Regions from separate parts of the Homo sapiens genome. Here region 2 is linked to region 1. Evidence: read pairs that join two places in POLR2A ChIA-PET (ENCODE). Cell type or tissue: A673. All regions are shown on one strand.

Evidence for each region. ChIA-PET counts read pairs that join two places held together with the same protein. Peaks named below come from ENCODE experiments on the same cell type or tissue, not always from the same donor. Only the 100,000 strongest peaks of a DNase experiment are listed, where the experiment ranks them.
Region 2: POLR2A ChIA-PET joins it to region 1 with 9 read pairs; 3 of 35 experiments call an interaction of 5 or more read pairs at or near these places.

Annotation. Positions count from the first base shown.
Region 1 is chr5:91,175,697-91,180,696 of GRCh38, reverse strand. The region is part of intron 6 of LOC107986432 (a long non-coding RNA gene); the gene reads left to right. Among named protein-coding and RNA genes, the nearest start is that of LUCAT1, 140 kb to the left of the region's middle. In A673, no CTCF peak of the experiment used is centred here; DNase peaks (open chromatin) are centred at 626, 876 and 1,976; H3K27ac peaks cover 2,835 bases.
Region 2 is chr5:90,939,332-90,944,331 of GRCh38, reverse strand. All of the region lies in intron 83 of ADGRV1 (adhesion G protein-coupled receptor V1), which reads right to left. Among named protein-coding and RNA genes, the nearest start is that of LUCAT1, 370 kb to the left of the region's middle. In A673, no CTCF peak of the experiment used is centred here; DNase peaks (open chromatin) are centred at 2,771 and 3,571.

The DNA of each region.
Region 1 (5,000 bases):
GGTTCGATCAATCCCCGTGACTCAGCCTCCTGAGTAGCTGGGATTAGAGGTGTGCGCCACCATGCCTGGTTAATTTTTGTATCATTAGTAGAGATGGGGCTTCGCCATGTTGGCCAGGCTGGTCTCAAGCTCCTGACCTCAAGTGACCCTCCCATTTTGGCCACCCAAATTGCTGGGATTACAGGTGTGAGCCACCGCGCCTGGTCTGTTCTTGGCATTTTTTTATTGCTGTATGTTGTGTTTTCTTTGAACTGTACCAGCAGTGGGCCTCTGACCACCATTTGTACAAAACGACTTAGCACTGTCAAAGGTGATTAGAGATTGAAATTTGGATTTAAACTGGAACAATCTGAGATCCATTTGCAGGAATTTAGAATTAGGATTTAGGCCTGGTACAGTGGCTCACACCTGTAATACCAAGGTGAGCAGATGGCTTGAGTCCAGGAGTTAGAGAACAGCCTGGGCAACATAGCAAAACCCCATCTTTACACTAAAAAAAAAAAAAAAAAAAATTAGCTGGGCGTAGTGGTACACATCTGTAGTCCCAGCTACTCAGGAGGCTGAGGTGGGAGTATCATATGAGCCCAGGAGGTCGAGGCTGCAGTGAGCTGAGATTACACCACTGCACTTCAGCCTGGGTGACAGAGAGAGAACCTATCTCAAAGAAAAAGAAAGAATGGGGACTTAGTTCTCCCTTCCTTCCTTCCTTCCTTCCTTCCTTCCTTCCTCCTTCCTTCCTTCCTTCCTTCTTCCTTCCTTCCTTCCTTCCTTCCTTCCTTCCTTCCTTCCTTCCTTCCTTCCTTCCTTCTATTCAGGGTCTCGCTCTGTCACCCAGGCTGGAGTGCAGTGGCGCAGTCTCGGCTCACTGCAACCTCCCCCTCCCGGATTCAAGCAACCTTGTGCCTCAGCCTCCCGAGTAGCTGGGATTACAGGAGAGTGCCACCACACCTGGCTAATTTCTGTATTTTTAGTAGAGATAAGGTTTCACTATGTTGCCTAAACTGGTCTTGAACTCCTGGACTCAAGTGATCTGCCCACCTGGCCCTCTCAAAGTGCTGGGATTGCAGGCATGAGCCACAATGCCTAGCCTGGGGTACTTTCTTAAGTGGAGGATACATTGGTATATGTTGTCAGTAATTTTCTTCCATATTAACCGGGAAGCATAGCGATCTAGTTGAGAGACATAAAGGGGAGAGAGTTCTATAGCTTCCATGAAATATCCCTGTAACTTTATTTTGTTAATTGCCCTTTATCACTGCAGCTGGTTACAAGTAGATCTTTCTGCAACCAAAATAACCCAATTACAGTACCATTCATGATTTTACAGTTTAGACTATTAATATTAAAAACCACTTGAACTTTGTCTATTTCATATTATAATAGGGCCCCAATGGCAAAGCATCTATTATTTTGTACTTTAAGTGATTTTCTTTTTCCTAACTTCCCAAAGAAATGGCGCAAGTAAAAGAATTTATAAACAACATCTGTCTAGCTCATGTTATTGGTTATTTGTGTGAAAATTTGTCTTATTACTCACACAAGATTTTTTTTTCACCTTCTGGAAAGGAATAATCTACAATTTCCTGTAAGTAAAAAAGCCAGGGAATATTTTTTTATTCTGATCTAAGTTATTCCTTCACTTTTAATTATTACAACTACTATTACCCTATCCAGCCAGAAAAAAAGTCTGACCTCATATAAATAAAGCTTTAGAATAATATTGATTTAAAAAGTTTCAATAGTAATGGTAGGATAATTTAAATAAAAGGGACTGTCATACTCCCACATGAAATATAGATAAAAGAGTTAATAAGATAAACCTAAAAATAAGTTTGAAAAACTATAAGATTAATTGAATGGGTACAAGCAAAGACTAAGAAATCCAGCAATATTTCCCTCTATTTTCTTCTCCAGTAGTGTTTCAGATGATTCTGAATTCCACAGGAAGTGGTAAGATCTTTTCATGATCAGTTTTTCCTTTTGTTTCTGGGGAAGGATCATATCTGGCTTAGTGACGTCTATTGTAAGAGATTGTTTTTCAGAATATTTTAACTCATCTTTTGGGTAACTGATCTCAGGTCTGAAAATTGCAAAATGTTTCCAAATGCAGCTTGTTCCTTTGAGCATTCCTCTTTCATAATTCTAGTTATGAAACTAGTAACTCAGGCTATCTGTCCTGGTGCAGGGGATTTACCTTTTCATCTCAGGAAATTTTGAAGAATTTTATACGTGTATCAGAGTATCCAAAATTATTGTATTAGTCTTTTATGAAAAATTTAAGTTCTTATTTCTGCTTCTATCTCCTCTGGGATTTTCTTTATTGTGTCGTTTGTATTGCTTCTTGCACTTGGTGTGAATTTTTTTTTTTTTTTTTGAGAAGGGGTCGTACTCTGTCAACCAGGTTGGAGTGCAGTGGCATGATCTCAGCTCACCGCAACCTCTGCCTCCCAGGCTCAAGCTATCCTCCCACCTCAGCCTCGCGAATAGTTGGGACAGGTGTGGGCCTCCATGCCTAGTTAACTTTTGTATTTTTAGTAGAGATAGGATTTCACCATGTTGCCCAGGCTGGTCCCGAACTCCTGAGCCCAGGTGATCCACCCACCTGGGCCTCCCAAAGTGCTAAGATTACAGGCATGAGCCACCGAGCCCTGCCTTGCACTTGGTATGAATGCTTTATTATGGTAGCCAGTGGTGATTCTATCAGCTTATTTCACCCTCAGTTTTTATTCCTTGCAAAGACTGAAGAAATTAACACAATCTAGGGCAACTATTTAACTTTAGAAACATTTGATTTTTTTTGGAACTCAAGATAGAGTGGTGAGTCAGCAGGGAGTAATACACTTGGTTCGTGGGAAGAATAGCTTTGGGTGGGCTGAAATGCTAATGCCAGAGCCAGGTGTGGTGGCTCACACCTGTAATCTCAGCACTTTGAGAAGCTGCAGTGGGAGGATCGCTTGAGCTCAGGAGTTTGAGAAGAGTTTGCAACTTAGTGAGACCTTGTCTCTATAAAAAAATTCTAAAAAGTTAGCCGGGCATGTGGTGCATGCCTGTAGTCCCAGCTACTTGGGAGGCTGAGGCAGGAGGATTGCTTGTGCCTGAGAGGTCAAGGCTGCAGTGAGCCATCATTGTGCCAGTGCACTCCAGCCTGTCCAGCAGAGTGAGACCCTATCTCTTAAAAAAAAAAAAAATAATGTCAGAGATAAAAGGCGGAGAGGGAAGCAGGGTGGCTGGAGTGGTAAGGGAAGTGCATGCCTAAAGATGCACACTGGATTAGGGTGGTTCACCTGAGATGATGTGATTGTGGAAAAAATTGAGAGAGGCTCTGTATGTGGCCAAGATAGTTGGTATTTACCTACATCTGCTCTTTCCTGACACACATGTCCTAGCCTGTCCAGCATCTAGACAGAACCACGTGACTGAGTGCTGGCCAACGCACTTCTAGTGACGATGACCACATATTCCACAAAAGCTTCCATTCTCTCATTCTTTCTCCAACCACCTTGATAGAAATGAAGGATTCTGAGGGTCTAAAGGACGGTGACACCACAGAATGAAAGGAGAAGGGATTCCAAGTCATCGCTTTGAAAAGAGGGATACTGGACTTTGCATAAGCAAGAAATAACTTGATATTATGATAAGTCACTGAAAACTAGGTTTTGTTTATTATGGTAGCTAGTATCAATTATTTTGATTAATACAATATCTCTTTGATTCTGCTATTGTCTTTGACATTGTCACAGAAAGAGAATAAAAAAGGAATACAGAAGCAGAAAAATATTACTCAGGGAGAGTGTATTAGTGGACGGGGGAGGGAGCAGGAGAAAACAGATGGCGTTGGGCATGGAGGGCCTCATGAGATAGGAAACATTGTGTTGGTGAACTGACCTAATTTTAGAACTGAGCAGGATGCCTCTAAATGTACCTTGATTTGCATGAAAGTAGAGTGACATATTTTTGACAACTACAGTTAAAAGGATATACCACCTTCTAGTTTATGCAAGTGTAAATGAGGCACGATAAATTAAGTTTATTAAAAATATGAAATAGGAAAAATCAGATATCAAATATCAAGTTCATATGTACATACCGAGACTTTTTAAAAATGCTGAAGTACACTATATGTATTTCAGAATACCATGTGGAGGAATAGGAGAGGCCTTAGGCCCTGAGCTTGCTGAGTTGGGGAGTGCTGTGAGGCTGTGCACTGTATGTGGAGAATGTTTGGATTGTGTATGATTAACTAGGAAGCATGCAGGGCCTGGGAGCCCAGAGAAAGTGGCAGGAGAGGACTGGTTTTTCTCTTCGCTTTTAGTATTTAAATAAAGTGACTTAGAAGTCAATCTTCATTCAATGAAAAAAAAATTTCATTATCAGGTTTGGAACAGTTATTTGAAATTACAGAACGTGTGAATGGTAAGGCTCAAGTTTCCTTTGAAATTTAGCATAGTTTTTTTTTTTTTTTTCTGAAACATGGAACAAATCCAAAAGTCTGAAATAATACTGCAAATGCTCATTTTTCCATAAATGATTCCTCTGTGACCATCAAGTATATGTCATTATCTTTTAAATATGCTAACATTGTGGCACCCATTGATTAGAATAAAAGCACTCGTGTGTTCCTTTCACAAACTGTCAGTGACAGACAATTCCTTTGGCTTGGGGCTTCTCCTTTCTTTTTCCCCATGCCTATATTAGAGATTTGCTTGGACTGAGAAGTTAAATCTATTAGTTTATGAATAGAGGTCCCACAGGGTTTGGCACCCACAGCTCCAGTGGTTCTGAGGTTCATGGTACACTAATCGTTGTGGTCACCTAATGTCATCTATGAAGCAGATTTCACAGGGGTGTCATTTCTACCAGGAACGGGAAGCCTGTGGCCTTTAGCCTCTGAAAATCTTATCTGCTATAATTGCTACTCTAGAGATTGACTGAACAAAAAGAATAGATGTCTTAAACACCACTTGTGCTAAACCCAGGGCTTAAATAATTTCCAGCAAACT
Region 2 (5,000 bases), 240 kb after region 1:
TGCTGCCCTGATTCACAGAGCAACTTGGGGTCACTGGGCATCTGTAAAAAACAGAGTCACATACTACTGGAACTGCAAAATACCTTAAAGACTAGCAATTCCAACCCCATTATTTCATCAATGAAGACAATTAGCCAGAGGGAAAAAAGATTACTTAATGTACTAAATAAATACTTTTTGGTTAGCTTTTAGGTATCAAAAATTATCCAGGCATTGAGTATATAGAAATGAATAAAATGGACTTAAAGCTTGCCTTCATAGAATTCCCATGTTAGAAAGATAAACCAACAAATTAATATATAACTACAAATATAGTAAATACAATAAAGATAATTTAAAAAGGGGGTTGGTACTGGGTTGAATAGTGCCCCCCCTACACCTCAATTCATGTATACCTGGAACCTTAGAAGTTGACTTTATTTGGAAATAGAATCTTTGCAGACGTCATTAGATAAAATGAGGTCTTGCAGAAGTGAGGTGGGTTCTAAATCCAATGACTGATGTTCTTATAAGAAGGCCATGTGAAGAGACCCAGACACACACAGGGAAGAAGGCCATGTGACCACAAAGGAAGGGGTAGGAATGTTGCAGCTGCAAGCCAAGGCACACTAAGGATTGCTGGGAACCACCAGCAGCTAGAAGGAGGCCAGGAAGGATTCTTCCCTACTTTTTAGATGGAGGATGCTGCTGGAAACATCTTGAATTTGGACATGTAACCACCCAGTTTACGGTAATTTGTTACATTAGCCCAAGGAAACTGATAGAAGCTCCACTTTAGATGGGAAGGTCATGGAAGGCCTCTCTGAGGAAGTGACATTTTAGCTGTGATCTTAAGGACAAGAAGGTGAGGGTCAGGTAAAGGTGAAGAGAGAGATTATGCAGGTCAGGGAACACAGCTTGTGCCACAGCCCCAAGATAAGGAAGAATGTGCCAGGTTCAAGAAGGTGTGTGATCTGTCCAAGGTCATAAGGCCAGGAAGTAGCAAAATTGGGACTTGATTCCAAGTCTTCTGATTGTAAGATGAGTGGTTAAAGCTTTTCTCACTACATCCCATATCTCAGAAGAACCTTAAGAACTAACCAACCCACCCACCCACCCCTTACTGTTCAATTTTCTGAGCAATTACAAGTGAAGTTGTAGAGGCACCACCACTGGCTAGAGGCAGGTGGTGCAGATATTGTGGACAAAAAATACTTTTATGAGAGACAGGGAAAGGCCAGCTTTAAAGAACTACAATCTGTCCCCCTAGCCAAAGCACCCTAAAGAACACATGTGACAGCCAGTTTAGTCAGTCATCAAATCTTGCTGATTACTTATTTAAATGTCTTCCTAACTCTTCATTGCAGAAGGGGCAGAAAAGGCTTCCTGGAGTCTATGACTTGGGTCCACAGGTCTTTTCCATTCAAAATCACCAATAGGTAACCACTGTGATAACCTTCCTAAAGTATTCATCATTATCTCTGGCCTGACTAAAAAGCTCCAAGACTCCCTTTTCCTACATAGTTATGGGTGTAGTTTAAAATCTGCCTCAAAATGGGTTTTGTTTGATTTGCCTAGTGTTTTAAAAATCCAGGTACTTCACACAATCGTTCAGATAATCAATTTCTCTTGAAAAATAAGAAGTCCTTGCCATAAGGAATGATTAGGTGGAGGTAAATAATGGCTTCCTCTTAGGGCACATATTCACCTGTTACCACCCCTTTTGCCAGTCCCTAGAGCCTCGCTGAAGTAGCTTCTCTGGCCCCAGAAGGCATTTGGGTTTTTAATCCCTGATCTAGAAAAAGATTAACTTTACAATCTTTAACCTGACCCCACTGTATCTGTAAACTTAAGCTTCTCACTAGTCTCAAACTCAGAACCCACTATTAACCCTGAGAAACTCTCCAATCTTCCATAACTATTTCATACTATTCCCTCTCCTCTCTCCTTTCAGCCAATGGGACCCCTCTTCCAGGGAATAACTCAAGTTATAGCCTTTTCCAAATACACCTAGTCCACTGTTTTTCCAGAATTAACTCCTTATTGTGTCTGCCTCTTAAGAGTTTTCTTAATTGATTACTACCTGGCATTGTTAGTTTATTGTCCAGTACATAAGTTTCTTCAAAGATTATGGGATCATCATAAACTCACTTGCTATCATCTTAGCACTCTGAAGCTACAGTACAGATTAGCTTTCATAAAATATTTGGCCAATGTACGGTGTCAATGAGTCGACAACTAAGAAAAAGTGGCTAGTTAACAATGCAAATTATTCACTTTTGGTTTAGATAAGATAGGCTTCTTGTACAACCTCTTATTTCTGGACAATTCCTTACCCCATGGGTATCTACCAAAGAGTGAGGAGGAATAAAGAACATGGTTTTCTTGCAAATTGCTCCAATATAAGGCTTTGTGAGAAGAAAAATTGAAACCGATGTCTAAAATAAGATTATTAGATTATTCAGGTTTTTCATGACTACAATTACCACGGAAAATTTAAAATCAATTGTATCATCACATATTGACTTCCAAAGTCATTACAATATTATGAGTTAATTCTGGATAGCATCTACTAAATGAAACATCAACATACACGCCTAACTTAGCTGTGGGTTTTATTTCATATGCACCTGAACTCAACTGGTGAGAATCTACCCTAAAGTTGCTGAATCTTCAAATTCCTAAGGATGTCTGCATGGCAGAGTGTTTGTGTTAAACATTTCTCCCAGTTTTGTCTCCAGTCCCTGTATTTTTGGTTGGGGGATGGGGTTGGCAGTGACTCCTAGAGTGAAAACCATCCAGCAGGTTTTAAATAGTTTTGGATTGCTGCCTAGTAGTAGTAAACCCTGAAATTAATGAGACAGAACTGATTTGACAATGATGAGCTTGAAAGATACCAGAAGACCTATAATCACCTTCTTGCCCACTCAATTTAACTCATTCTTAAAAGTCATTCTCATTTTAAAAAATGGCTATTTGTATTTTAAATATTCACATGACTGATCATATAATGTTAATCAATTTGACTGCCTTTACTTAAGAAAGTCTTTTGTAACTTTAATTTTCACCAGGTGTTATAAAAGATATCCTGTCTCTATTTATTTAGAGCAAATGGAGTTTCTTTATGCACATTCTACAATATTGTAACTAGATATCGTTTTGAAGGAGTTTTATTTGCTTTGGATGGTGTTATCTGCTTAGACTTTTTTTTTTTTAAGTACTTTTCCTTGCCATGATCTTAGAAATTCTCTAAAAGCTGGTTTTGTTTTCATTTTTTTCTCAGGAAATGTCCAAAACTAAGGATGCTATTTTACCAGTATCCACATTCAGTTCTAAATGGGAGGGGGGAAAAAAGCAAATCTCAGGAGGGGAAATGCAAAAAGCACTGCTGTAGCACAAACAGCTACTTCTGTGTCTCCTTCACAGAAGAATAAGAAGTTTGTGAAAACATTAGGCCTATAACCACACAGTTAAATTACATCCTCTAAATGGCCTTTACAGTGAACCTGAGAAATGAGGCAGTGGCTGAATGTAATTCCCCTCTGAGTGTGAATGCTCCTCCTTCCTGTGCTGGTCCCACCTCTTTTCTCTGTGTCACTACTAACTAGTGCCGGTTCAAACTGGCTGGCTCCAGCCTTTGCAGCATCCTTTCTCTCCTTCTGTGGGCTTTTGTTTGAGTTATAACAGAGCAAGGCTTTTTGCTTCCATGCAGTTTGTGAAATTAATCCACAAACTGAAAAACATCACAGTATATCACTCAATAATTTATTATTGACCTGGTTACCTGAAAAAAATACCTGGTACAAAACACCACCCTATTTATACCCAGTGCATATATGTTTACAATTAAACAGAGCATTGTACTGAAACTCAGCCAACTCACCTGTATAAAGTCCCATTGCTGGCAATGGCCAAGTATGGAATAAGAAGCAGCAGCAACAAAATCATGGATGATTCATAAATTCACAGTAAATGCCAACCATACCTGGCCTTTTGACTTAGCTTGGATTCTTAGTGAACACTAGATAGTAACACAGATAATATATTTTCTCTTTGTGGAATAGTTTGAACACTGAGTGTGCTCTTGTATTTCACAAAATCAAAGCAACTCATATTTTGGTTACAAGACAGAATCAGATTTATATCCAAGTCCTCAAAAGACAGTCAGTGAGGGGAGGTAGATTCTTAGCCTGAAATAACTGCAGTTCTTTTACTGCTCTGCTAGTCTGCAATAAATGCTAGGAGCTGTTTACAGGAACAGTTCTTCAGAAGAAAACAAGTCGACAATGCATTTTGAAGGCCTAAGGAAAATAAGAAGACCAAGTTATATGCTTGAGAAAACACGTTATTTCTGAACTATGTGAAGATATGAGGCTAGGTAAGAATGACAGGAACTTCTTACATGGAGAACTCTAAAATGGCATCAGGTTTGAAGGACAACATATATATGTCTAATCTCTCTTAATCTCTCCAGGAAATCAGATTATTGTCTATTTTCCACATGAGGCCACAGAGAATAATGGTCTAACTTACAGGGCTTTTCTAAGGTTCACATAAGAGTAGGACAAGAAAGTGTTTAAAAACCTGGAAATCACTATTCAAGTATCAGGTATTATTATTTTAAAGTCAAGTAAAAAAAAGCAATTCTGCCACCTGTACAGCATCTAAATTTTCCCCTAAAAGGTTGTTTATGAATTCTAAATATTATTCCCAGATGAAGAGAGACTCTTTATCCTAAGTTATCATTTTTTCCCATTTGCTTTCATAGTACTTTATATCCTTGTCATTTAGAGCATTTTATTTACAGTAACATTAATCCACAAATATCTTCACAAAGCAGAAGAAATTCAAATTGCATGGAAAGTCAGCTGTGAGCCTAGAGTGGAATTCACATTTCCTGACCTTCAGTTTAGTGTTCCATCTGTTAGGCGCTGGTATTTGAATAATGAACTCAAATTAACCTAATCGTCATTGCTCAAAAATTCATTAATCACAGCAGCAGATCAGAACAAAATGTGTAA